Regions from separate parts of the Homo sapiens genome. Here region 1 is linked to region 2. Evidence: read pairs that join two places in POLR2A ChIA-PET (ENCODE). Cell type or tissue: MCF 10A. All regions are shown on one strand. Links, peaks and the distances in the headings refer to the core of each region. The heading gives the core; the rest is flanking DNA.

Region 1 (12,072 bases), core at 3,512-8,511, 770 kb after region 2:
CATATACCCATTCACATGCACACATATAGGTACACATTATATTTATTTCTTCTCAAATTTTACAGACAAGAGTCATCTCTCATTGTTATATAAATGTAAACATATTTGATCACAAATGGGGTCAAAGTTTTTCCATATAATTTTTTTTGTTTGTTTTGTTTTAGACAGAGTCTGGCTCTGCCGCCCAGGCTGGAGTGCAGTGGCGTGATCTCGGTTCACTGCAAGCTCCGCCTCCTGGGTTCACGCCATTCTCCTGCCTCAGCCTCCCAAGTAGCTGGGACTACAGGCGCCCGCCACCACACCTGGCTAATTTTTTGTATTTTTAGCAGAGATGGGGTTTCACCATGTTAGCCAGGATGGTTTCGATCTCCTGACCTCATGATCCACCCGCGGCCTCCCGAAGTGCTAGGATTACAGGCATTAACTTTTAACCAACTGTATTTCTTTTACTGTGAACTATCTCTTCCAGTCATTTCATGGGTTGTATTTTAAGATCAAAGCTGAGCACCATGAGAACACCATTGTACCAGCTTGTTTGTCCAAAAGACAACAGAACTTCAAAGCCATGAGGTGCCTGCCTTTCTTCCAATCAAGTGGACTCTACTAGTCATCCGTAGAGATGCACAAGCTTGGAGCATTTCCTTGTATTTAAGCTGAGGTAAGTTTTCCCATGTATGACTGTAGAAAAATGTGGCTTAAAGGAACCCCTACAGAAATGCCAAATGTCCTACTAGCCATGGGGTCTCATTTGGAACAACTGAAAGAATGCTCTGTCATTGGCCTGGAGGTCATTCTAAGAGGTGGGCAATCACAGGAGCTCATCTAGCACAGTGAAGGGGTTCTGCAAAGATCTTGCACCACAGATTCCTGTAATGAGAGGACTGTGCCTGAGGCCTTGGTTTAATTGGCATTTTCCTCCTCCTTCTCTGCTCCCATGGAAAAGCAAATCAACTTGGAACATTTAAATGGAGCTTTCTCTGAAGTCTCCTGCCCAGTGTTCTCTCTGAGAAATAAAAGATCCATCTTGAGGGGCTTAAGTAACTGGAAATATTTGACACTTGGCATTTCCAGCTTCATGGAAAGGAATCAAAGAGAAAGGAGGGTGGGAACAGCTGATTTTTGCACAGCTCTTGTCCCCTCTGTGGATCAGCACCCTTCCCAATCGTGCTTGCGTGCCTGTATGTGTATTTGTGTGTGTTGCGTGTGTTCTTGGTTGACAGAGTTCAACTGCTTTGTAAAGGACCAAAGAGTGAAATTAGTCAATATTAAATTTTAGAAAGTTAATGTGATCATTTCATTAATTCCTTGCATTTAATTTAAAAAACAAAAGTGACTTCCTGTACTTACATGCTGCCAAGACTTGAAACAGACATTTACTGTCTTAAGACAACTGAGGTCTGGGAGAAGTCATTTACCAAGCTCTGAAGAGAAGTTGAACTATTGGTCTCTAAATTTCTTTGCAAATCGTATTTTGGATACTTTTAGACTTTATGACCCACCCTCAGAAGGAGACAGCCTTTGATATGTTTTTCCATATTAGGATCTCATCTGCTTATAATTTGTTGCCTAGTCTCCTTGCGACCCAGGATATTGCATATCTGAGATGGATGGCTGGGTTAGGGGTACAATCTGTGACTTGGTAGCAGTTTTTTCTCTTTATGAGCCCAAATTTAAGGTTTTCTTTATTAGTTCCACATGCAAACTGTCCCAGATACAGTCACCATCTCTTTTTGACCCCAACCCAGCGTAGTATATTTTGGGGCTGTGTAGAGCTTCCCATCTGATTTTAGTTTAAATTGACACCCCATATAAAAATAAGTTGAGATGTCCATTTACCAGCAGGAAGTTCTGGGAACTGGAGTCCCATAAAGAGCTTAGATCACAGGGCCAGGTCAAAACAAGAAATGAATCTGTGTGTACTTACAGCTAGAGGCCACCAAAATTATGTGTGTGGGTGGTTTCTTACAGGATAGAGGGAAGATAACTGAAAAAACACAAAAACAATAAATCCCAATATTTCCTTTTGAGCATGGAATAACTTTGGAAAAATTCATTCATTCATTCATTCATTCAACAAGTGTTTACTGAGTGCCCTGATGCGCCAGCCTGCAACTGTGCCTGGCACTAGTGAGACAAGATGACGTGTGTTTTGTCAGGGTTCAAGGTTCACTGCAGGGGCCACAGGTTAAAGTAGGTGCTAAAAGAAAAAAGAATAAGCAGACAAAGGGATACCTGGAGAGCTTGAATCTTGGAGAGAGTGCAGATTCTCAGGCTGCAGTGATGTATATTAGTTTCCCATTTTGTATCACAAATTGTGTTACACAATACCACAAACTTAATGGCTCAAAACAAGACAGATTTATTCTCTTACAGTTCTGGAGGTCAGAAGTCCTAAAATGGGTGAGCAGGGCTACATTTCTTTTAGTTGTTCTTGGAGAGAATCAGTTCCTTGCCTTTTCTAGCTTCTAGAGGCCACCTACATTCCTTGGCTCAAGTCCACTCTTCAACTGCAAAGCCAGCAGCACAGTATCTTCTAATCTCTCTCTCTTTGTCCCTGTGCTTCCCTTGTCACACTGACTTTTGTCGTGTAAGGACCCTCATGATTATATTGTGTCCATCTGGCTAGATTATCCCATCTTGAGATAAAATGGGATAATCTCCCATCTCAAGATCCTTAACTTAATTACATCTGCAAAGTCTCTTTTGTCATATAAGGAGCATATTCACAGGTTCTGGAGGAGAACTATCATATAGGCCATAGTATAATAGCAAGGAAATTGGATATTTTAGATCATAATATAGATGATCCTTTACGGTTATTTGTCTTTGGGAAAAGGACAAAGGGAGAAGAGGATAGTGATTCCTCTCAAGCTCCATCTTGGTGCTCCTTCCCCTCCAAGACCAGAATGCATGTGGATGGTTATTTCCAAAACAATTGTAGACAGGGGAATTACAAATAAAGGGATGAAAGGCTGGGGGACCCCTGATTTAGGGGAACTCTCATGGGAAATATCTATAGTCAATGAAAGTACAGTCTCAGGCAGGCCCACATTAATAAGCCCCTAATTAGTGTACTTATGGAGGAAGGCACCATGTTGACTGAGGCATGATGGGCATTTCCTCCAAAGGATTGCTTTTGGGCTGACTCTGTTGGGTCTGAGGTTCAGGGGCAGCACAGTGAGCCAATTAGCTCTCCTGTCACCAGGCCGATGAAGAAGTCTCTCCTATCACCCTCCACACCCAACACACATATGCACCAACACAAACACAGGCATACTCATCAGCATACACATGCAGACACAGACACACACTTTCACCTTTATGTACATATACATGGTGATCTTTCCCCTACAAATATTTTTAATTGATGTAATTAATATAGTTAATGTTTTTGAGCAGTTTTAGACTTATAGAAAAGTTTAGCAGCAAGTATAAAGAGTTCCAATATTCTCCCTCATCCCCCACAATTTCCCTTCTCATCCTCTTGCATTTGTTAAAATTGATGAGCCAATATTAATATATTATTACCAAGTAAAGTCTATAGTTTACATTAACATTCACTCTTTGTGTGATACATTCTGTAGATTTTTGACAAATGTGTAATGACACGTAGCCACCATTACCGTACCACACAGGATAGTTTTACCAACCTAAAAATTCCGTGTGTTCTACCCCCATCATTTAAAATGTTTCTTTTCTGGGAAGTTCAGTAAAGTTTTGAACCCCTTTTCACTAATTAATGTGTAGCTTCTCCCAGACTCTATGGTCTAGTGTTCTTGAGTGTGGTGTGCCTTATCACGCTTCCATATGAGAATAGTTCAAGCTTGTAGTAGAAGCTTTTACTTCTTTCAGCAGAATTAGCAAAAGCTTTTACTTGTAAAGGATTTCTTTTCTGTCCTGAGGTCAGTGGTATACTGAGCCTGCTCATACTGCCTGTGAGATCTCACTGTATGCATTTCTTTCCAACTCTGAGTTCAGAGAGGTCCAGCTGGTAGTCTGAAATCAGTCATGGTAGAAGTATTTAGACCATGGACATCAGCAAATGCTACAAATCAGGGTTCGTTTTTTTCCCCCTCAGAGAGCCAGCTATTAAACATTGACCAGACGCTTTCTGGAGTTCTCCCTTTATCTGCTTCTTCATGGCTGGGAAATAGCAAAACTAGAGCATTTGCCTGGGATTCAGAGATGGAAGCCACAGGCTGGGTCAACTTAGTGGTCTGTGTCCTTGATGAGTTTGTAGAGAAGGGCCATCCCTCAAACCCTGGACTATTCACCTATGGACTTATCAACAGGAAGATAAACTATATTGTTCAAGCTGTTGTATTGTGAGACCTTTCTGTTATAGCAGCTTATCCTGTACCCATGAATAGAGCCAGCTAATTCTTGCCTGTGTACTTCTGCTCAACACTCATTCACCTGCCCCCCCTTCGATTTAGAATGATAATGTACATATAAGATGCATCTATTGTTACCTTTACAATCCATTTTCTAAATAGAAGCTAGAATGACCTTTTAAAATATTAATCAGATCACTGATTAAAACCTTAAAATGTTCTAATGGCTTCTCATTGATTAAGCCCCTCTTTGCCCTGCCTGCCTCCTCTTATGTCTTTCTCCCTCTCACTTACCAGGTTCTGGTGATGCTGGTCTTCCTTCTGTTTCTTGTACCACTGAGACTGCCTGCCTATGGCACCTTGCACTTGACATTTCCTCTGCTAGGAGTTAGGCTGACTCTTTATCATCTATGTACCACCTCCTCCCTGAGCCACCAATCTCCAGGGGCCTTTCTTACTGCTTTTATTTTCTATTTTTTTATAGTATAAAATAGCATTTGTCATCACCTGAAAGGATTTTGTTATTGATTGGATTCCTTATTTATAAACTGTCCCTCCTCAGCCAGATCATAAGATCAATGAAGGGACATCTGTCTATCGTATCTACTTTTAAGCACCATGTGTATACTGGTGGACAACCACCGTAGACGCTCAATAAATACTTGCCAAGTGAATACCTGATTATCCAACAGAACAGTATCAGCCTTGACTCTGTCCTCAAAGAGCTTAAAATCCATCTGCTGGTGACTTTGAAGCCAGGCTGTCAGTAAGATTAGGACAGTTTCTCATGGCACATTCTGCGACACAGTCTGCAGGGACAAACTTCACTTTACAAAGCAAGAATTAATTACAATACCAAAGTAACCCAATTTATTTATGTAAATTGAATTTAACTTAATTTCCAACTAGACTGGTCCACTGACTAACCTCCCCCCAATTTAAGGAATTTTCCACTTCATGAGAAGGTGAACAGAAAAAAACTGTTATTCATATTTTCATCAAGTTTATTAGAAACCAGGGATGATTCTGCAGCTATTGATATCACAGTAGGGGGAGAGAGAGGAGGACAGTGACTTTCCTGAGCTGATCTCTAGCCTGACTCAGTTGACTTTTTCTAAATGTCTTTCTTGGTGAAGCTGAAGAAGTTGTCTTGCTTTCATCAGCCTGAAAGGGAAGCTCATCAGCCGGAAGGTGGAACTTCTGGCAGCTGCTTCCCAAAAAACCCCTCTTCTTTCCCTTGACTTGCACTGAAACATTCAAGCCCAGGCTTTGAAAAGATTGAAATGTCTTTAGAAATCTTTGCACTGTCTTTATTCCAGGGCTACTGCCAGTCTTTGGCACTCCAGGCTCAGACTTGCACAGAAACCTCCTACTCTCTGAATCACTGGTGCCTTTTCCATTAGCCTGCAGGTACCCACAAAATATGCAGAGAAGATGTCTCTTGCTGTGTTGATTTCTCTCATTCTCTCTACTCAGGAAAGGGAGAATATCCCCAGCCCCATTTCAAGCTGTCATCATGAACAGTAGTGGAGGAGTGGATTTGCCAAACAGCTGTCAGAGCTGACACCAGGCAGTGTCAGCAGTGGGGCTGGAGCTAACCCTTGGTGGAGCGACTTTCCTCTTGCTCAATTCCTGGGTTCCCTCCTACTGTTCTGAACCAATGACGCAGATGGCAAGTGAAACAGGTAAGTTACTCATCAGCTGCTGCTTCTTTCAGCAAATGGTGAGAATGAGCAAGAGCTCTCTTTTTAAGGCTTGCCTGAACCCATGGAAATAGGGGGTATGTGTATAGGGTTTGTTTCAAGGTGAATGTACTCAGGGAGAAGTCTTCTGTGAGCGACACTGGGCATTTGGTTTCTCTCCTTCATTACCATAGAACAGCTCCTCTGTATTGACTGTCTCCCTCACTGACAAACTATCAATAGGCTCTCATGATAGAGGTTTTCCAATGATAGAAAACAAAAAATGTGAGAGTCCACTGAATAAAAGCTTTTAAATAAGTGCTCTAACTTTAGACATTCCTATTTTGATTTATGTTACTGTTTACTATAGAAAATAGTAAATAAAAAAACACAACGGAGCTTTACAGATTTTTCAACATTTTGGACAGAAATCCACTCTGTCTCCATTATTCCAAGTCAAAGACTGCAAACACATGGTATATGGGTTCACTTCCTATGACTCTGCCACAGCAGACATTGCTGAATGATCACAGCATTCTTTCTTGTTGAGCTGAGATACAGTGGGAGAATCCCTCTGGACACAGTGTTCTCAGCAGCCACTATAATCGATCAGAAATGTCATATGAAATGAAATCCATTTGCCATCCCTGTTCTAAGTTAATGAGGCCTTACTGTATGTGTGTAAGCCCAGGTGTCACCTAGGTTGGCCTCAGCTGATATGCTCTATATGCTCTCGTTTTCTAAATTTCAATTCCAGACTCACCTTTGTGGGGACACAGACTCCTGCCCAAAGTGAATCAACTATCCTGTTTTTCTCTCTCACCAGTGTTTCTCTCTGGGGTCACTAAAGTGTGGACCAAAGGGGCAGCTGCAAAACCTTGCTGGGAGCAACTTTTTCTGTGGCCTTGGAAAGTCAAGTCCTAATAGGAAACCAGTGCTCCCGAAGACAAGCGCATTGGAAGCTAAATCTAGCTAGGGCATCCTTAATGAATCTGTGGTGCACAGATCTGGCCTTGAGCCATTTTCTGTAACGTTCTCACTGATCTTATTTCAGAGAATTGTACCAGTTTTGCAGCAAATTACAAGGAAGGCCTGGCTTCTGAAATTAGCCAAAGGCCAATTAAGGTTTCTCTGGGTTCTTTCCGACTGCAGCGTCATCATAAATGACTCTGTGGTGCAGGGGAGGGCTGACATTTTCTAAGCCGGTATCATATTTTGGGTGTGATTAAAATCTTCATCTCAGTCACCTGCCTGACCAACTGCCAGTAGCCATGAAACAAAAGGATTACAGCCAATTTACATCCATTAACAAAATGACTTGAAACACTATCGGTTTAGCCTCAGTGGGGCTTAATCTGATTTTCAGAAGGGAAGAAGAGATGTAGAATTAAAGGCAAGAGGAAAGGCAGAAAAGAAATTCAAATGAGAATTTTCTTTGAAGCCCAGGGCTTTTTTGGTTTGTTCATTTTCGTAAGGATTTACTAAGTGCTTGTCGGGCTTTTATCACTACAGTAGACCCTGAAAGGGTACAGAGGAAGGAGAAAACACTAACAATGCCTGTCCTTGAAATTTGCGGGACAGTATGGGAGAAATACCATATACTGAGGAAGCAGGCGATTAGCAAATTTGTGCTAGCAGGAATTTCTTCAACATCCTTCAAGTGCCTGGCACTGTTAAGAAAGAAAATAAGAAAAATGAAAAATCACAGTTGATATTTAAATGGCTCTTACCATGTGCTTTGCATGAAGACTTCTGCACGTGGTGACTCAGTCTTCACAACAACTCTGTCCTGTGCATTCCATGGTTATCCCCATTTTTCAGATCAGCAAAGAGGCCCAAAGAAGCAAAGAAACTTGCCCAGGATCACACAAATCAGCAGGAGGAGCTGGGATTTGCACACAGTGAGTCCGGCCATAGAACCTGAGATCATAGTCATTATTCTCTCAAGGCCATGGGGTAGTTGAGGATTTGCATTCTCCCTGGGGAGATCAGTTAAGCTAGAAGTAGAGGATGAAGAAATGGAGGCAAGATGATGGTGTCAGGAAGGGGGAGGGACCTGGGCTAAACTTTGGGCATGGATGTGTACAGGGTGGGGAGAAGCTCTGCACAGGTGGGTAGAAAAGGTTCCAGATCAAGAGAAGAGCAGGAGCAGAGGTGACTGAGAGCATGACTGCAGTTAGAGACTAAGGGGTTTGTAGCTGTCCAAGGAAGAGGACTCATGAAATCAAAGGCTGTGTTCATGCAAGGACAGGGAATATAGCACTGGGGACAGAACAAGGACTTGGAATCTAACAGATCTAGGTTTAAAGTTTGACTTTACCACATGTTCCCTGAGTGATCCTGAGCAAGTTACCTGAGCTCTATTGACCAATTTCCCCAAAAGGAAAATAAGAAGAATGGCTATGGAAGAATAGGAAGAATATTGCATCTTGTAAGGAATTCACCTATTTATTTATTCAAAAATATTCACTGAGTGCCAATCGTGTGCCATGTGTTGCCCTAGATGTTGAAACAATGAACAAGATTCACATGGTCACTACCTTCCTAGAGTTTGCATTTCAGCTGGTGAGGCAAACTAACAAATAAGCAGAAAAAAAGTCCAGATTATGAGAGGAGTTTTGAAGAAAAACTCAGAAGGCACCTGGAATCAATGTCTTTTACAGTGTCTAGGACAATGTTTGGCATGTAGGAGGCAAACATTTTACATGACACTAAGCGCCATCTTGGAATTCAGTACATGAGAGGAAACCATGGTGTCAGATCGCTTCGCTACCCATTCAGAAGGCATTGCTCCTTTCCCCATTCCTCCTTGCTTAAAAATATTTAGTCAGGATTCATCTTCCAGCATAGGAAAGTATCCCCACTTCTTTCAAAGCACATGGCAGCTAATCATGGTAATCCTATTTGCCTGGCCAGGGACTGGTTTAGGGGAAGTCATATGACTCAGGTCTGACAGAGAAGATGTGAGGGGAATTCTACAGAGGGGACTTCTGGATAAGAGTTTCTCAGTCCAAAAACAATCAACCAAACAAAAGACGCTTAGAGAAAATGGGCTCTTCTCTCTCCAGCTGACACTTGCATATGACCATCAAAAATGTTGTATGTAGTTTTCTTAGGGCCATGAAAGAGCCAACCTAGAGGTCAAGCTAGCATGCTAAGTGTGACAGTGAAGAATGGTGGAAAGAATATGACTTGGTGATGCTGGTTTGAACACCGAATTAGTCCCCTTGGGAACACTCCATCATACATCCCATGTCAGGTAAGATACAGAACATGGTGGTACTTACTGTTGAGGCCATTGGGTTTAGATTTTCTGTTATTGGCAGCCAAGAAATCCTGACAAATAGAAGCATAGTTTGGGAACATTGAGAGATCATAAGACCAGGGTTTGGTTCTTTCTAAGGGTTGTTGATAATAGGAGAGGAAGAGAGTAAGACTGTTATTGATGTGCAGCTTTGGAAGATCATACCCATATTTGACAGAAAATTCCTTAAAGGAGTGAAGTCTTTCCTATTTCCATGGGTTGGATGAGTGTCTTCTGAGGACTCTACTCCTCAAATGTGGGCATGCATACCCTGGGGGACTCCCACAGGCATTGCGCTGAGGGTACCAGAAGCCCCAAATAGATGCCATACATTTCCAAGAGACCATTTTCTACTGAAATGTGGAAAAAAACTCAGAAATGCAACTTCATGAGTTGACTGTATGGATTTTCACTGCTTTTTTTCTCAGCGCCTGGAACAGTTCCTAACCCAGAATAGGGGCTCAAATATCTGTGGAATTTATAAATAAGTGGATTGAAATAAACAGGAATATGTTCTAGAATTACACAAGCATAGCATGAATTTTAAAAATCCAAACAGGTGAGCATACTAGGGTGTGTCTTTATATTTTCTACCATGAATAGCACTTGGTAAAATGTTTAAGGAGCTGTCTCTTAGGAATAGTCAAGCCAACTTTAATTTGAGCTTCACCATATATTGTTAGAACCATTTTCTAGTGCTGTTTCCTGGATCATGTTCCTATGCACATAGTCCCCAGATCTCAAGGCCAGCCACAGCTCTGAATGTGAGGAAATACCTGAGCAATTTCTTCTCGTGTCCTTTTCCATAATGCAAACCTGCATCTTTAGTCAAGTATAACTTGAAGGAAATAGGCTCTTGAAGGGCCCGGTTGGGTGGCCTTTGATAGTGCTATTTTTCTCATCTGATCAGGTCTCCCCTTGCTGACAGGATCCCTCCCTATCTTCCAAAGCCTGGCTGGAAGCCCTTTCAAGTTTTCCTCACTTCCCAAGCCAGAGTGAGCTAACTCTTATATCTCATAATCTGCATAATATGTTACCTATCACTGGGCATTAAACTATCAAACAATAGCACAGGACAAAGCCAGATGGAGCCCACATTCTTTTTCCCCAACAGGATATTCACTCTTAGAGGCAGGAGCTAGGTCCTTTGTTTTTTCATATTTCCTATTGTACTTATATCTCTGGTCGAGTCCTGACTGTGTCACTTTCCAGAATATTCACAGTTTTCTGAGCATCATTATAAAATATCTACTGTTCTAGTAGATTTATAAGGCTGTTATAAATATTAAAGAGATAAAAAGTGTGAAGAGGCTTTTATAATATCTAGTTTGCACTTAAAGATTACTCTACTGTTATTAGCATGTGGCAGGTGCCTAATTCTTGTTTGAGGATTTATCGAATGATGCATTCTCTGATTGCTGAGAGACCCAACTCTCTTGCCTTATTGAAATAGCAGGGCTCTACTGCATTTCAAACATGGGGTTTTATAACCCTGCTCTGAAATTGTTAGGGAGGAGAAACCAGTGGTTTTAGGGAGATGGAAACCCAGAGTGAAGCTGGGCCAGCCTCCACTCTCTTTGGTCACCAGCTCTTGGCTTGACAGGAGGCCCAGGACAAGAAGGAGATGAAGTACAGAGATGAAGTACAGAGTTGTCAGAGGCTGTTGGGGGCAGCAAGGCCTGTACCATGAGCAGTGTCCTCTGGAAGGTGAGATAGTTAGAATCTGGGCACCCAAGGACCTCATGGAGGGTCATACAGTGAAGAAGCCTGAGAACCATCAGCCCTCCAGAGGGAAGTGGCTGACACACAACAGCCAATTCCTTCACTCGGTCTTTGATGTTGGTCCTGTCTCACCATGAGTGTGCTACTGGAAGAATGGGGCAGGAGACCCACACTTATTATCACTCTGCTGGCCCCATGAGCATAAACAAAACTACTGAGATGTCAACAACCAAGTAAGTCATTGATTCTTTGCTCACTTCTCCAGCCTGAGTCCTGGGGCATTGGGGGTAACCCCCAACTTATTGTCCACTTCTGAAGTTCAGTCACAACACAAAGGCTACCTAGAACATGGGGGTGGTGATGGACTGGTGGAGCTGGGTGATTCTTCAAAGGCCATTGACAACACCCTCCTCATTACGAAGATGGGGAAACTGAGGCCCACAGAAGAGAAGGGACTTGTACAAATCACATGGCCCACTGATATTAAATTCAGACCTGATTCTTCCTCTTACATTCTTTCCAATCCTAAAAGTAGTTAGAAGCACACTTTCACTCTGGAAGACAGAAAATGGCCTCTGATCCCAAAAGTGAATTCTATATAACCAACCCAAGAAAAATAGAACATTTTAGTATGTATTTGGCCTGGATTCTAAAAGATCTTAGACCATGGAGGGACAGATAGTTTAATTATTACTGTCCTCCTGTCCTAAGCCCTTTGCAGCTTTTTTGTAACCCATCAAGTTTGTAAATCTACATATTTAATGCTCTTTTGTATAGCGTGGTTTTCACAAGAATGTGGGCAAGAAAGAAGTTCACAAGGAGCGTTTCATCAGTGCTGTGAAAAATGATAATAATATGGTTGACACTCTCTAGTGTGCCACAGCCTGCTCTAGGTCCACACATTAACTCATTCAATACTCACAACCATTCTAGCAATTCAGCTTGTAAATAAGGAAATTGAGGCATAGGGAGGATAAGTAATGAGCTCAGGATCACCCAGCTTGTAAGCAGGAGTGTTGGGATGTAGGTT
Region 2 (12,072 bases), core at 3,413-8,412:
GAATTTCTGAGAGATTTGATCCAAATAGGATAAATGGTGGAAATGACCACTAGGAACACTCCTTAAAACCTGCTTGCATCAATGCTTTCAATGATACATTTCTGCATCTCAAAAAAAAGTTTCTAAGCCCTAAGCTAGCATCTGCCTATTTCAAGCAATTTCTGTTCTTTTTTTTCTTTTCTTTTCTTTCCTTTCCTCTTCCTCTTCTTCTTCCTCTTCCTCTTCTTCCTCTTCCTCCTCCTCTTCCTCCCGTTCCCCTTCCCCTTCCTCTTCTTCCTCTTCCTCTTCCACTTCTTCTTCTTCTTCCTCTTCTTTTTTTTTTAATTTTTTTTTTGACAGGGCCTTACTCTCACCCAGACTAGAGTGCATACTGATCCTCCCACCTCAACCTCCCAAGGAGCTGGGGCTACAGGTGTGCACCACCATGCCTGGCTAATTTTTTTTGTATTTTTTTGTAGAGTCCGGTTTTCACCATGTTGCTCAGTCTGGTCTCAAACTTCTGGGCTCAAGCGATCATTCTGCCTCAGCCTCCTAATGTGCTGGGATTATAGGTGTGAGTGACCATGCTTGGCCTCAAGCAATTTCTAAAATAACACAAATCAAGACAACAGCAACACCAAGATACTGCTTTATTATTGCCTTGACATTTGCAATAATGACAGTTTAACTATAGCAGTAATAATGACAGTCGACTTGTGGCAGCTTAAAAAAAAAAGAAGCTGCCTGGAAAATAAGTGATTGCTCACGATTCCTCAGGGAGACTTACTCCAACCACCCTATTTAAATTGCATCTTGAACCCATCTCTTCCCATCCAGGCTGTCTTATTTTGCTTTATTTCTTCCACTTGTTGTCTTCTAGCATAAGGATCCCCAACCCCCAGGCCATGGACGGGTACCAGGCTGTGGCCTGTTAGGAACGAGGCCACACAGCAGGAGGTGAGCGGTGGGCGAGCAAGCGAAGCTTCATCTGTATTTACAGCTGCTCTCCATCACTCGCATTACTGCCTGAGCTCCGCCTCCTGTCAGATCAGTGGTGGCATTAGATTCTCATAGGAGGGCAAATCCTATTGTGAACTGCACATAGGAGGGATCTAGGTTGCATGCTCCTTATGAGAACCTAATGCCTGATGATCTGTCACTGTCTCCCATCACCCCGAGATAGGACCATCTAGTTGCAGGAAAATAAGCTCAGGGCTCCCACTGATTCTATATTATGGTGAGTTGTATAATTATTTCCTTATATATTACAATAAATAATAAAGTACACAATAAATGTGATATGCTGGAATCATCCCTAAACCATCCCTTGCCACCATAGTCCATGGAAAAATTGTCTTCCAAAAAACTGGTCCCTGGTGCCGAAAAGGTTGGGGACCGCTGTTCTGACAAATTATATAATTTACTCATTTATTATGTTCTTACTGTCTATTATGGCTCCTTTCACCCTGCCCCCACCACATAAGCTCTCCAATGGCAGGAGAGTTGTACTCAGTGATTTACCCCCCAGGGCCTAGGAGCAATTCCTGACACCTGGAAGATGCTCACTAAATATTTGTTGAATGACTAAGTGAACTATAGGTAAAAATACTGACTTTAGTGATTGTTATGTGGTGGCATTTGTTCCCTCTCTGAGCCCACCTAGGATATGAACTATATGGGCTTCAGGGTCTGAGTTTTGTGATTCAGGAAACTGAAAGTGGAAGGTGTTAGAAGATTGTAGCCTCTGCTCCTGTGGGGTTCTTGGAAGTAAGACTCTCCCTGGGCACCCGTGACTTGGTGCTCTTCTCATGGCCCAGCTCCAGCAGTTGCCAGTGTAGCCAGAACCCCTTAGGCTGGGATCTGACTTGTGTATTTGGTGGGATCTTGATGGTGGAGGGAGAGCAGCAGGCCTGGGCTCAGTCCCTAGACATAGAGGCCAAAAAAGATTGGAACAACCGTGTGTCCAGCAATAGGGGATTCGTGAATAACACTTGGCTACATCCTCCCAATACTATTCGGACCATCTCTGGGTACGGATACAGAGAAGTCTCAAGAATATATTACTAAGGGCAAAAATCAGGGTGTGGAAGGTATATACAGTTGGCTGCCTTCTCTGTAAGAAAGCAGGGTGAGAGGAAGGTGAATATGTATTCATATTTGCTTCAGTGACCAGAGGGTGAGATTTGAGAGATGTTGAAAGTAGGGGCCAGGCACGGTGGCTCACACCTGTAATCCCAGCATTTTGGGAGGCCGAGGTGGGTGGATCACCTGAGGTCAGGAGTTTGAGATCAGCCTGACCAACATGGCAAAACCCCGTCTCTACTAAAAATACAAAAAATTAGCCAGGCATGGTGGTGGGCACCTGTAATCCAAGCTACTTGGGAGGCTGAGGCAGGAGAATCGCTTGAACCCAGGAGGCGGAAGCTGCAGTGAGCTGAGATCATGCCATTGCACTCCAGCCTGGGTGACAGAGCAAGACTGGTCTCAGGAAAAAAAAAAAAGATAGTAGCATTGAGTGGCAGAGTCTATATGCTGTCTAATCCCAGCTGCTGGGAGGACGCTCAAGGGAGATGATCTTCAGTGGTGTTGGTGTGGATAGGAGCCAGCACTTGAATGGTACCATTAAATTCCAAATAGATCTGTGCTTTGTTAGAAGGGCTGTGAAGGGATGAGGAAAGAAAAAAGCACTGAGAAGCTCTCCTTCCCCAGTAAACTTTCATTTCCAATTCAGGAAGCCACTTGCGGTTCACAAAGACCAAAACTAATCTATCATATTTTCAAACCGAATATTTAACACTGTGCTGACTTCTCTGACATCACTAGGGGAGACAGAGATTATGTGTAAAGTGCCAAACTGGGTCAGGCAGTTCCTTGAGAACATCACTGCCCTTTCTCAAAGAAATTTCCTCGGTCTAAAATGTAGAGAATTGAATCAGATGGCTTTCATTCACATTTCTCTCAGAGGTTTTTAATTAAAGCTCCCAAGATTTTGGAAGGATTAAAGAAAACTTGTCAGCATGTAAAACATATCACTTTTTGGTAGGGAACATGAAATGATACAACCTTTATGGAGAAGTTGGCAATATCTAGCAAAAGTACATGTGGGTTACCTTTTGACCAATCAATCCTATTATAGGATCTATCCCAAGATACACACACAAAAATTTTTTAAAAGACATAGGCACAAGCTTCTCCATCATGTCACTATTTGCAATAGCAAAAGACTGGAGACAACCCAGATGTCCATCACCAGGGAATGGGTTGAGTAAAGGATCGCCCTCCTTCCTCTATACTGATGTGTAGAACACAGTGTCTGAGATTAGGCAGCCTGTAGGCTCTGATCTTCCTGTTCATCCCTACATTGGACATCCCTCAAATCTGGCCCCTCTGGTCACTGAAGCAAATACAAATATATATTCACCTTCCTCTCACCCTGCTTTCTTTCTTTCTTTTTTTTTTAAGACAGAGTCTCACACTGTCGCCCAGGCTGGAGTTCAATGGCACGATTTTGTCTCACTGCAACCTCCGCCTCCCAGGTTCAAGCAATTCTCCTGCCTCAGCCTCCCAAGTAACTGGGATTACTGATGCACACTGCCACACCCAGCTAATTTTTTTGTATTTTAGTAGAGTCGGGGCGTTGCCCAGACTGGTCTCGACCTCCTGAGCTCAGGCAATCCACCTGCCTCAGCCTCCCAAAGGGCTAGGATTACAGGCGTGAGCCACCACACCCAGCCATCACCCTGCTTTCTTACAGAGAAGATAGCCAGTTGTATACACATTCCACACCCTGATACGTAGAACACAGTATTCTATGTATCAATGACAGGGAAGGGGGACGATCTCCGTGTACTGCTATGGAATGATCTCCAGGGCGTACTATTAAATGAAAAAGCAGAGTGCAGAAAAAGCGGATGGCATGCTATCTATTATTTAAGAAATATACATGTACTTGCTTATACTTTTTTAAAAATGGAAGAATAAACCAATAAAAATATTTACCTGTATGTGTAGGTAGGAAATGGAAGAGTGGGTCAGAGGTAGAAGCTAGACTTCTCCAAATGTGTTTTGTTTTGTAGATTTGACTTTGGAAGCTTATAGATGTTTGTCTTAATTATAAAAAAATTAAATTCACATGGACAAAAGTAATCCCCAAAAATCAAGACTAAAGTGAAACAAACTTATGTATCAAGTTGGTGGTTTAACCACACAATTATTTCAGATAACTTGAAAACACAATTAATTTAATTATACATCCCTAGTGTATATCTTACCGTCAACGTGAATGCCAAATTAATCTTGAGCTGTTTTCAGTAATATTGTAAGTAAAAATGTTGATAGAACTGTACTGACACTAATATATATCCACACACACCCACATAAACATATGAGTATACATAATAAGAGCAATTATGTTGCAATCATTAGAAACCAAAATTTTCAGTATACAAAAACAGTGACAATTTTACCATCAAGATATTAAATGAAAATCCTGTAATTCTAAATTTGAATTGGAAATATTAGTAAGAACTCCTGATGTATTTTCTTTTAAACAAATAAAAAAATTTTTCTAACCTTGTCTACTGAACAGCCTAGAAATAATGACAAACCTAGTAGCAGTAAGCACCTGTAACATCCAGATTATGGCCTCTAAGTACATTTTTTCTGCTAAAAAGAAACTAAGAATCCTTAGAAAAATGTTGATTCCAGGCCTGGGGCAGAAAGTGTACAAGATGAGCTGGAATATCTTGTTGTATCAGAAAGCAAAGAAGCTATCAAAGACCACGGTGTCCTGTGAGAAGTACTCAGAAGCTAATTGAAGGGGCTCCCCCTGTCCAAATATTGAACAATTTGGGCATTAAAAATAATAACTATAGTGGATTTACATACATCAAATATATTAACATGTGCAAAATCTATAAGTTAAAAAAATTCAGTAGTTTCGGCCGGGCTTGGTGGCTCATGCCTGTAATCCCAGCACTTTGGGAGGCTGAGAGGGAGGAATCACCTGAGGTCAGGAGTTTGAGACCAGCCTGACCAACGTGGTGAAAACCCGTCTCTACTAAAAATACAAAAATTAGCTGGGTGTGGTGGCTAACCCCTGTAGTCCCAGCTACTCTGGAGATTGAGGCATGAGAATCGCTTGAACCTGGGAGGTGGAGGTTGCAGTGAGCCGAGATGGTGCCACTGCACTTTAGCCTGGGCAACAGAGTGAGACTCTGTCTCAAAAAAATTTTTTAAAAAAGAAAATAAATAAAAATAAAAAAATAAAAATTCAGTAGTTTCCACTATAGGGTGCTGGGGAACCAACTTTCATCCCCTTTGTCTTCCTCCTGTCCTCCTTCTTCAGTCTCTCTCTCTCTCTCTTTTTAGAGACAGGGTCCTTGCTCTGTTACCCAGGCTGGAGTGCAGTGGCACCATCATACCTCACTGTAACCTGGACCCCCTGGGCTCAAGCCATCCTCCCACCTCAGCCTCCTGAGTATCTGGGACTACAGGCACATGTCACCATGCCTGGCTACTTTTTTTTTTCTTTTGTAGAGATAGGCTCTTCCTATATTGCCCAAGCTTGTCTCAAGCTCCTGGCTTCGGTGATCTTCCCGCCTCAGCCTCGCAAAGTGTTGGATTACAGGCATGAGTCACCATGACCAGTCAGAAAATTCTTCATAGAAGAATGCCGTCTAATAAATACAGAAGGAATGAATATTAGCATTTTGCAACCCCTGGTGAATAATGAGTTTAGACAATGTGGTTGTTAATGGCTACTAAGCTGTTAGGTGCAGCTGATGGCGTTCTTTATAATGGAGGGATCAGGCTGATAATATTCAAACCCACTGATCGATCTTAATGTCTTGGCAGGCTTGAGATTTAACTACCAGTTTATAGAAAATACAAGGGATGCAGGAACATGTACAAATGATATCGGGCAGATGAATCAGGTAATCAGAAAATGGGACATGCTGCAGGCCTGGTTTCCTTAACAAATAAATTTTAAGAATCAAAATAGCAGGAGGGGTTATCTGTAGATTAAAAAGGACTTAAAATACTTATCAGCAAAATGTAGTATATAATTCTTGTTTGGGTCCTAGCTCAAAACAAATCTAACTGTAACATGTATACATGCATGCATATACATATATATGATAATCTATGATATATATGATAACTAAGATATTATATTTGAATAGTGAGGTTAAAGAATTATTTATTCATGTATTATTTATTTGATTATGTGAACATTAAAAAGAATATTATTTATTAGTTACTTATTTATAGCTGTGGTAATGGTATTTTGATTATGTTAAAATACAGAAGTTGGCTGGGTGTTGTGGCTCATGGTCGTCCAGCACTTTGGGAGGCCAAGATGGGCAGATCACTTGAATCCAGGGGTTCGAGACCAGCCTGGACAACATGGTGAAACTGTCTCTACAAATAATACAAAAAATTAGCCCAGTGTGATGGCACAAAGAAAGAAAGAGAGAGAGAGAGAGAGAGAGGGGAAGGAAGGAAGGAAGGAAAGAAAGAAAGCAGTTATACTCTAGGGTTGTATACTAAAGTATAGATTAAATATGATATGTCTGGGATTAGCTTCAAAATAATGAAGGGGGGTGCAAAATAAACAAGATTGGCCATAGATTGATAATTTTTGAAGCTGGGTGGTGAGTACATGGAAATCATTATATTATTCTCTCTACCTTTGTATAATTTGAAAGTTTCCGTAATAAAAAGTTAAACAGAACAAGACATCAGCTCAGCCACTTGGCCAGTTCTGTTTTCAGATGTCCTTAAATTTAATATTGGGCTGTGGAGCCGACAGACCCTTCTTAAAAATCACCTGGGGGCTGGGTGCAGTGGCTCATGCCTGTAATCTCAGCACTTTGGGAGGCTGAGGCAGGACGATTGCCTGAGGCCAATAGTTTGAGACTAGCCTGGGCAATATAGCCAGACCCCATGTCTACAGAAAGTTTTTAAAAAATTAGCTGGCTGTGGTGGTACATGCCTGTAGCCCCAGCTACTCAGGAGACTGAGGTAGGAGGATCATTTGAGCCCAGGAATTTGAGGCTGCAGTGAGCTATGATTATACCACTGCACTCCAGCCTGGGTGACAGAGAGAGACCCTGTCTCAGAAAAAAATAAAAAACAAAAATCACCTGGCCAGCAAGTAGGAGGCTGAGATCCTAACTCACATCTGTCTGGCTCCAAAGCTCACAGTCTTTCCATCTTACCTTACAGAATTTATGTCTCTCTTGGGGCTCAAACTATTGTAGGATTGTTTAGATTGAGGATTATAGGGTTTTACAAGCAGCTGTAATATAAACATGGGAAAATTGGGGCAAGGCAAATCAAGAACAAAAACTGCCACCAAAACATCAGAGTCGGTCTTCCTTTGAGGGCGGGAAATTTATCCAAGGATAAGGGAAGAAAATGGAAATAGACCGCATTCCTCCCACTGTGGCCTTATTGGGCCCTTTCTGTTGCCACCATCCTGGGCTTTGGATTGAGAGAGATCTGGGTTAGGTAGCACAGCCTGTTACTTAGGATGTGTGTGGTCTTACTGTTCTGTGCCACAGTTGTTTCAACCAACCTCATTTGGCTGTTGTGAGGATGACATGAGATTGTCCATATGATGCTTACCACAGTGCCTGGCAAGAGGTGAGGTCTCTGATGTTCATTTAGAAAAGAAGACTGCAGTGCATTCACCAAGATCCTAAGAATCCCAAGGCTGGGCCGGAGCTTATGTGTTTGGACATCCCTGTGACGTGGGTACCCCCACTGAACCCCATGATATTCTCCAGCACTTTCTTGGGGACCTTGGGCCACCTTGCCTAAGTTTGGGATGATCATTTAGCCTGAATGAGGAGGCTCAGTGCTCTAAGGATGGCATTTTTTCTACCTGGCTCCATTTTATTTTGTCATGTGGCTTGATGGGCATGGACAGTGGGGAAGATCCTGCCTCGGTGGGTGAATGAAAGGTAAGTAGCTAGATGACTAGAAGCCAGCTTGAACTTTGCCAGCTTTGAGATTGGAAGGAAAAGGTGAAATTGCCTGCTCTTCCTGAAGCAAGCACCACATTTTCTCTCCTTTCTACCTTGTTTGCCTCTTACAGCCAGAACCCAGCCCCCTTTTCATCACTAATCTCGTAACACACAGGGCTTCATCCTGGCAGTGTCGATCTTTTCATTAGCCCTTTAAGAATGACTGGCAAATGCACTTGTTTGAGTCATTTGATCACCTGGGAAGTGTCTGGGAGCCATGCCTTGGAGTGCCTCACTGATCACAAAGCCATCCAGTGTGGCCTTTGATTCCTGGGCCCCTGGTGTCCTGCTCACTTTACCCCCCATGCATGTGACCTGCCCACTTTCTGGGGCTTGGGTGTGAGTGAGTGGTGCAGGGAAGCTAAGCCAGAGGGAGCCCTGATTTACGAACTGTCCGGATTTAACTGAGGCTACAGCACTTTTATTAATAGAACATGCTGCATTTCCTTTTTATAAAAATATGAAGATCACTGCGCTCAGGAAAATGCCTGGTGACTTTCTGTCTTTAGGGCATGTTCATCACCAGGCTAAAATTAAAAGTGAAGTCAGGCCCTTCTTGCATCTATTTTTAACTAAGTTTAGCATATGAATGTGAACGTGAAGTCTTTCTTTAGATCCCCCTAACTCAATTACTGACGTATGCCAAGCATCCCGCCTGGAATTCCAGAGCTGTGTCTGGGGCTACCTTGGGTGGGGAGGCCAAAAGGGAATTAGGGACCACTAGCCTAGCCCCCTGCTATCTGACTGTGTGCGTCTTCACCCATCTCAGCTTCACTTACTTTGGAAGGTTAAGGTGCAGCCAGTCATAATACTGAAAAGCATAAAACAAGGGAAAAACTAACCAAACCAACCAACCTATGGCCATTTTGTGATGCGTAAAGTCTCCCCTAATTGGCACATATTTTTCTAGGGGGCTCCAATTTAGAAGCAGCGACTTGGGTTGAAGGGGAGACACTGGATTATAGGGGAGACCTTGTCATTCAAGCAGAAATTGCGAATGGCCCCAACATACCAAGGGAGACTTGGGACAACAGGTGGAGGGAGGGAGAGGAAAAAAAAAACTGAACAAGTGTCGTTCCTGCCCAGAGAGTTTGCGATGAGTGATGAGAGTGCCAGAGAAACCTTTTAGAAACCCTCTTAAATTCCCTCTTTGAAATCTTTTTCATGTCTGCTCTTTGAGGACTGTGAAGAGAGGGGAGGGTAGAGGCAGAGTTGATCCCAACTCTTAAGATTCTTTGGCCTAATGTTTCACTTGAAGGCAGAGACTGACGAAGTTCTTTTTTGAACTTCTTAGGACAGTTCCCTGTGGTTACTTTTTTAGTATAACAATTAAAAAAAAAAAAACCAAAAAACCTACTGATCATTTTAAGTCCTGGCCCTTGCTTTGTTTTGTTTGAAAAGTGACTTTTAAAATGGTGACTTTTATGGAAAACATATTTACAGTTTGTTAAAGTTGTGTCATTTCTCTTTGCATGTTTACATGTATGTGTATTTAACTTAGTTGTCTTGAACCTCATAAAGGTGTTGTGGTTTTTAAGCAGAGGAAAATCTTCCTTCGTTTTTTCTGGAATAGCAGCAAAGCCATGATGGAGAATAAGCAGAAGATTAATTTAAAATACTGGTTACTTTGGCTAATCCACTGACGGTGAGCTTGCTTATGGCTGGAGAACTATGAAAGTGTTTCCAGATAGCCTGAGAGGGAAGCACTGGGAAGGAGTGTGGCAAGTCTGTATGCGTGTGGCGGGGTAGGGGGGACAGGGTTGTCTTTTGGGGAATAGGAATGATATTTAAACGACCAGCTCCTCCATGTATTATTTGGATTTTCTGTTAAAAGCAATAAACTTGAAGTAAGACGTGTTTACAGGCCACTACAATCTATCTGAAAAGCCTCTTATGGTTTTTTGCCTCCCATTCAAAAACCACTTACGTGATTGTATGTGCCTTTCAACAAAACTTTGGATTCAATTACAACACTTGTAGGCTCAGAAGATTGCTTTCAAATCTGAAAACTTTGCACCTTCACTTGGTTACAGTACTTTTTAAAAAATGGAGATACGGTCTTGCTGTGTTGCTCAGACTGGTGTCCAAACCCTGGGCTCAAGCGGTCCTCCAGCTTTGGCCTCCCAAAGTGTTGGGATTACAGGCATGAGCCACTGTATCTGGCCTGGTTGTAGTACATTTCAAGGGACTGGCTTTCCCAGCCAAACTGACATTTTTGGGTCTGTCCAGTTAGTAAAAGGTAGGGATTGGGGTGGCAAGAGTTGTACATTGACACAGTTCTTAAGCACACAGTGACTAAAAGGTACTCTACTGGCTTTTGGAGAAGGCTTAGAACTTGGTCAATCGACAAACTCCTGATTAAAGGTTGCTGAATTAAAAATAATATGCCATTTCTTTGAAACCATTCGATTTCACCCTATTTAGTTGTTCCAGAAATGTTTGCTTTGGTTTTAACCATGACCCAACTTTATTTAGTAAGTCTAATAATTCATCTCTTTGAAACCTTTTAGTTTCCACCTTATTTTTTTTTTGAAGAGTGATTTTTTTAGATGGTGATTTTTGTGTGAAATAATATTTACAGTTTGTTAAAGTGGTATCATCTCTCTTTGCACGTTTACATGAATGTGTATTCAATGCATGTTGTCTTGAGTTGAGAATTTTTGTCTTGATTTTTCCTTGCTTCAACTTGATTTCCTAGGGAGTCTAAAAGTTTCACACCTTGGAGTTTTAGAGTAGATTCAAGAAATGATCTAGCTCACTCTTGTCTCTTTCCCAGGGACTGTTGGTTGATATCTGGCACAGACAGATAGGAAGTGAAGAATGTGGCACATCCTTAGACTGCCCGTTGGTGAGATCTGAAACTAAGTTTCTCATGACTGGACTGTATTTCTTTAGCTGCTGGGTGTGAAAAGCCCCAGACATTGGCTTCTGCTTCTTTCACCATCATTATGATTTGTGGGCATTGATGCTAGGCCTGGAATCCCTGCAGCATTCATCTCTGCTGGGGTTCTCTAATACAGCGGCTGAGAACGGTGCTAATTCCAGCTGCCAGCATGATCCTCCTTCCCTGGCAAGAGGGAGCCCCGCTCAGAGAACATTTAAATACCGTAGAACCATCCCTGTTACAGGTTTCCTTTGGGATGCTCTTGACGCAGGAAATATGGCTTATTCTCATAAATACTTTGAGATGTACTTCAGTTTCTCCAAACTTTATGCATAACAACACGACTGTAACAACAAAAAGGGAAATTCTTGAAAGAAAAAATATTAGCAGTAATCTCTTTGTCAGATTGTTATTTTTCTCTTTTGTGTTCCTTCCTTTTATTTTTGGTCATGTGCATATATTTTAAAGTATCACACATGGTTTTACATTCTATTTTCCTGTTAACATTATGATGTAAAAAGACTTTTCTTGCAGTTGCATCCTCTTCATAATTTAATTTTTCATGATGGCATTGGCGCTGCCAAAGAAAGTCACTTTCCCATGCCAGGAGAAAAGACCATCTCTCCTGTGGCTGCCTCGAAGCCCCCAGGCCTAGAAACGTCTCCAATCAGGAAACAGAAGCCTCCAGTGGATCATCTTCAGGGATCGCTGGAGAACCACGTGGGCATGTACACATACCTCCTCACTGAGCTGACTTACCCAAAGTTATTATTCACCTACTGATGGACAATGATGGTTCTAGTTTTTCTGTCTTATCAATACTATAGTAATGGCTTTCTTCATGCATGTCATTTTGGAATATTTTCTCAGAATGGGATTATTATTTCTAAGCGTATGAATATTTTTATTGCTTTTGATATATTAGCCACATTGCTTTACAATAAAGTTGTACCTGTTTAAAAAGTTAGCAGTAACATAGGAGGATATTGGTCTCACAATAACTAAGCGGAACCACTCTGCCCAGCTTTGAATTCCAGCTTGACACTTGGCATTTACCAGCTGTGTGAACTTCTGCAAAGTATTTAACCTACCTGTGCCTCAGTTACTGCCTCTTTAAAGTGGGAGTGACACAGTACCCACCTCATAGGTCTATTATTGGGAATGAGTATTTGTATA

The links. Peaks named below come from ENCODE experiments on the same cell type or tissue, not always from the same donor. Only the 100,000 strongest peaks of a DNase experiment are listed, where the experiment ranks them.
Region 1: POLR2A ChIA-PET joins it to region 2 with 8 read pairs; 1 of 35 experiments calls an interaction of 5 or more read pairs at or near these places.

The regions. Positions count from the first base shown.
Region 1 is chr10:111,433,512-111,445,583 of GRCh38, forward strand. It overlaps LOC105378485 (a long non-coding RNA gene), which reads left to right and starts at 420. Exons shown (of 7, transcript XR_007062289.1): 1 at 420-658; 2 at 5,811-6,019; 3 at 7,838-7,917; 4 at 9,124-9,275. In MCF 10A, for the core only: no CTCF peak of the experiment used is centred there; a DNase peak (open chromatin) is centred at 5,990.
Region 2 is chr10:110,659,545-110,671,616 of GRCh38, forward strand. The region is part of intron 1 of RBM20 (RNA binding motif protein 20); the gene reads left to right. Among named protein-coding and RNA genes, the nearest start is that of RBM20, 21 kb to the left of the region's middle. RefSeq lists an enhancer at 5,427-5,721. In MCF 10A, for the core only: no CTCF peak of the experiment used is centred there; a DNase peak (open chromatin) is centred at 5,617.